2 separate regions of the Homo sapiens genome follow, and region 2 is linked to region 1. Evidence: read pairs that join two places in POLR2A ChIA-PET (ENCODE). Cell type or tissue: HepG2. All regions are shown on one strand.

Region 1 (2,500 bases):
TTCTGTTAATCAACAAATCACATGATGTGTGGAATCCCTAACTCACTCCAGCACTAGAATCTGAGGAATGCTGCAAACATCAAATTTCAGATCTGGCTTCTAATGAAGTGATGCCGATTTTCTTGTATCACGGGTGGTTTAGCACAGACTGCTATAGACATTAAATGCTAGTTCCAGACACCCACTAGCGGCGTTCTGGGAGAGGCCTGCGAGTTGTTGGGCACTGGAACACACTTTTCTGTGGTTCACACCGGAAACTTGTAGGTTCTGAAAGTGGAGGGGGAAATGGGGCTGCAGTTGGGAGCCATCACCCGCTGGGGGCTCACAGTGAGTGCAGCCTCGGTCATGGGCTCTGCTGACGCACCTGGGGAAGGAGACGGCAGGTGTGCAGAGGCACCGTTTAGCTGCCACAGGAGCTGCCAGGAAAGGCACAGTGATCGGATCCTCCCCTGAGCGTGCACTGTCTAGGGCAGCTGTCCTAGCTTCTCAGCAGGTTGTCATCTGCGGCTCACCAGAGAGAGATGCTGCCCTGGTGACTGCCACTCTGCTGGCTCGGGACCCTGGCAGGTTCAGGAGCTGATGGTATCTGGAGGGTGGGTGGCATTTGTTGGCTGGAGCTGAGAGCCAGCTCCTGGAGGAGTCACAGAAGGAGAAGGGGTGGGTGGGTCCAGCCACCATCCTACTGATCCCAGTGCAGAGCTCCTGCCCAGGAGGAAATATGCACATGCGGTTGGTTTATGGGAGGGAGCCTGGGTGGTCTGTTGCATTGTTGGTCTCACCATCACAGGGCAGGCAGCAGCAAGGCTGGAGCAGGGGACCTGAGCCCTGAGGTCCTCCCCAGCCCCTTCGTCCCAGCCCTAATCAGGAGGTAGGGGCTTTCTGTCCCCAGAGCACCTCTCCTCAGGCCCCACAATGCCCCAGTGTTCCAATTCTCAATTGCTCTTTCAAGCGGTTACAATCCCCCACTTCTTCAGAAGCACTGTGGTTGGGACAAAGGTACCTTTCATGGTACACGTGGCTCAGCTTCCGGCGCCACAGGACATAAAGTTGGGGTGCTGTCCCCTGCTGACCTCAGAAGGAATGGGGCGCATTGTGAAAGGGAGAGAAACAGTGCTAAGACAAGGCACGCACAGATGGAACTCCCCAAAGACTGCAGATGAGGAGGGGTCCCCTGTGCCTTCTAGGACTAGCTCCAGTGCCCTGGGATCCCAGAGTGCATGGCGCTCAGGGAGAAACGCGTTTGCATGTTTCAGTTTCACAGTTTGCCTGGGGCGGTCTTGTTACCCAACTCTGTACCTTGTACTGCAGGCCAGAGGTGTGCGCAGGAGCACTGCCCTGGGGCCATCCCAGAAGCCTTGTCCCTGCTGACAGGGTGAGGTTTGCTTGTTGAGCTCCTGGTGTCAAGGCCTAATTTATTAGTCATTATTAGCCAATTCCTGGAGGTTGAGGTTATCCAGGATACAAACATTTATGCCTTTTAAGGTGCACTGAACAGAGCTTGTGGGCTTTTAAGTGGACCCTTTTTATCTTCACCCGAATCTTGCTCTCCTCCAGTTTGGGAAAGTTTGCACCAGGTAGCGTTCCCAGCACTGAGCCTGGCACTGGGCCAGGCTGTAGGGACATTACGTCCCAGGAAGTGAAATCATTGTAGGGCAGTCCCGATCAAGACACAGTATGAGTTCACCCTTAAAACTCCCCATCCACTTCAAGCAAAGCAATTGCATATACTTCAGGATTTTGTTTGTTTTTTTGTTTTTGAGACAAGATCTCACTCTGTGATCCTCCCACCTCAAACCTCCTGAGTTGCTGGGACTATAGGTATGCACCACCTGGCCTGGCTAAGTTTTAAAATCTGATTTCGCTTATGTAGAGACAGAGTTTCTGTGTTGCCCAGGCTGGTCTTGAACTCCTGGGCTCAAGTGGGCCTCCTACCTTGGCTTCCCAAAATGCTGGGATTACAGGTGTGTGCCACTAGAACACTGTTTGAGAACTGTAAGCCACCAGTTTAAGACCTCGACCTGGAATGGGCATCTTAAAGCACCAGGTGGAGGCAACCATTGCATTTTAGGCAGAACTCATAACAGAGAAGGAGAATAAAATGACTGTCATTCAAGTTGAGGCTGCAAGCCAAAGTTCTGAAGTATGTAAGAAAGACATGCCTTAAGAAAAATAGCTTTTGCAATGTGTTAGGAAATGGGTTTACCAAGACTGACATACAAAGAGTAGAACATGTTTAAAATGGATGCAAACGAAGTATGTTTAAATTCTTCAAGAGACAAATGAAAGACTAACACCCATATTAAAGAATGAGAAAATACAAAACGTAAGCAGGTATCTATGAATCAGGAGCAGACAGGGGCCGGGTGTGGTGGCTCATGCCTGTAATCCCATCACTTTGGGAGGACGAGGCAGGCAGATCACTTGAACCCAGGAGTTTGAGACCAGCCTGGGCAATATGGTGAGACCCCCCTGTTTCTACAAAAAATACAAAAAGTAGCTG
Region 2 (2,500 bases), 310 kb before region 1:
GAGATCAGGGTGCTGCTACAAGCTACAGAACACCACAGATCACCAGCAACCCCCAGACGCTGGGAGTGAGGCCTGGGACGCTACTCCCTTACTGCCCTCAGGAGGAAACAACCCCGACTGTACCTTGATCCCAGCCAGCTCTCTCCAGAATTGTGAGAAAATAAATCTCTGTTGTTTAAGCCACCCAGTTTGTGCTACCTTATTACGGCAGTCCTAACAAACTAATACATTCATTTGAATAGAGCTTTTAATTTAAACATTGACCATGTAATAAACTGTAACAAACTATTAGTATTTAATACATAAAATTCATAATGGGGGTCCTTTCTCGTCACAATGCTTATAGTTTGTATTTAAGAGGAAGAGGAAAGTATTGTCTATCAGAAACGCCACCGCATGACTGCTCATCACAACCTGATTTTTTTCTAGTCATTTCCCTGGCACCCCAAATATGCCCATTCAGTGGGTTTTAAACAGATATAATGGAAAGGCCACCCAGCTGCACTTCTGCTGTAAGAAATAACCCCTCGATTCTGGCCCAATATAAACAGTAGACTACAATAATTGCCATTTAACTCCATGGTGTCCAAATCAATGAATATGATATCAGAAGATTTCTTCTCTTGTCCTCTGCTCCTGGACTTTCCAGAGAAGGTTGACGATGACATGGGTCTGTCTCACATCAGTTCCCCAAATATCTTACTGAATCCATTTGGCATATAGCCTTTGTCGTTTATTAGCTATTTTAGTATTGTATGTTTTATTTTACTGATGACTGGTGGTTGTTAAAGCATTAGTTCTAGGTTGCCATTCCAGCTCGCATGATTTTGAGGAATGGTTTCCAGAAGGGCTTTCTAGCACATTTCCCCCACAGAAAAAGCTTAGTCGATTCTTTCCTGATAGCAACAGATGAAAGCTTTATGTCATAGGAAATCATAGTGATATTCTGGTGGCAACATGTACAAAATTATTATATAAATCTTGCTTATTATATAATCCTTTGGCTATACTTAAGGACAGCTCTTGAGGCAGGCACACTGGGAGCCACGTGGCATTAAACAGATCATCTTTCTTTCACACCCACGCAAGAATCAAAAGCAATGCTAAACAAAGTGTTCATCCAGCCCTTAATCTCCAAGGGGAAGAGGTTACAATAAAAATAATTTCTTCACCTGAGTATCAAACAGTCACAATTCTGGGGAACCCAATTTCCACTTCAGAAAGGCAAATGCTAAGGAATTCTCACCATCTGACTCTCACGGTAAAATCCCGTGCAATTCTTTATGTTTCACACTTGAGAAAAAGAAAGGGCATCAACTTTAACAGCTCCTTGAACTTCGGCCCTTGCAAGGAAAGTGATTGCATAACAGGGTACATATCAACAAGTGAGGCTGTTCTTTATATGTTTTGGCTCAGGAAAGAGCATGTGAACTTTTTTCTGGGGTCAGCATTTGGAACAGACATACCAGTGGGAGGAACAGAGGGTGATAATGTTTAACCAATAAACTGAGCTGAACTCAATCTCCTGCCTTGACAGGGGAACTATGCAAGGTCCTTTGCTTTGAAAGGCTTGGGCTCTGAGCATTCGTCAGCAATGGGTTGAGTCATATCATTGTGTTGAAGTTATTATTCGATGATTGGGAAAATGAGAAATGCTTGGAGGCCTCCACTGACTTTTGACAGACTGAGAAAAGCCAGAGTTTCTTCTTTGAAGGCTTATGAAGCAAGTCCTTCTTCTGCCTGGGGGTTAGTGCCTGTTCCAGCAAGGGCTGGCGAGGGGTACAGGGAGGTAAAGACACAAGCATAGGGGAAGTCATCTGACTGGGGAAGTCACACTGGCTATGCAGTGACACGTCGGAGACTCTCAGTCAATATGAATGAATAAATAGATACATTACACACAGGAAGAGTTTGTATGCAAACTCTGGTATGACTCCTCCAAAAAAAAGCAAAAGCCTATTACCTGATGAGACATGATGTGTTAATACTACTTAATTATGACTTCAAGGCCGGGCGCAGTGGTTCATGCCTGTAAGCCAAGGGAGGCCAAGGCAGATGGATCACTTGAGGTCAGGAGTTCTAGACCAGCCTGGCCAACATGGTGAAACCCTGTCTCGACTAAAAATACAAAACTGAGCTCAGTGTCGTGGCACAGCTACGTAATCCCAGCTACTCAGGAGGCTGAGGTAGGAGAATCTCTTGGACTGGGGAGGCAGAGGTTGCAGTGAGCTGAGATTGTGCCAATGCACTCCAGTCTGAGCGACAGAGTGAGACTCCATCTCAAAAAAAAAAAAAAAAAAAAAAAAAGATATGGCTTCAAGTTCAGGCTGTAGTTGCTTTACAGAAAAAGAAACCTGTTGAACAACATGAGCAGAAAAATCAACTGTTTACATCTTGTGCATTCTAACCTAGAAAACCTCCCTTCAGCCTATGAAATTGGCACTGGTCTGACTTACCTCACCATGTCCAAATCCTTGCTGGCGGTTTCCAAATACTGGCT

What was found. ChIA-PET counts read pairs that join two places held together with the same protein. Peaks named below come from ENCODE experiments on the same cell type or tissue, not always from the same donor. Only the 100,000 strongest peaks of a DNase experiment are listed, where the experiment ranks them.
Region 2: POLR2A ChIA-PET joins it to region 1 with 11 read pairs; 2 of 35 experiments call an interaction of 5 or more read pairs at or near these places.

What each region holds. Positions count from the first base shown.
Region 1 is chr18:74,540,851-74,543,350 of GRCh38, forward strand. All of the region lies in intron 1 of CNDP1 (carnosine dipeptidase 1), which reads left to right. Among named protein-coding and RNA genes, the nearest start is that of CNDP1, 7.6 kb to the left of the region's middle. RefSeq lists an enhancer at 33-533. In HepG2, no CTCF peak of the experiment used is centred here; DNase peaks (open chromatin) are centred at 971 and 1,341; H3K4me3 peaks cover 272 bases.
Region 2 is chr18:74,233,067-74,235,566 of GRCh38, forward strand. No RefSeq gene overlaps it. Among named protein-coding and RNA genes, the nearest start is that of CYB5A, 58 kb to the right of the region's middle. In HepG2, no CTCF peak of the experiment used is centred here; a DNase peak (open chromatin) is centred at 1,515.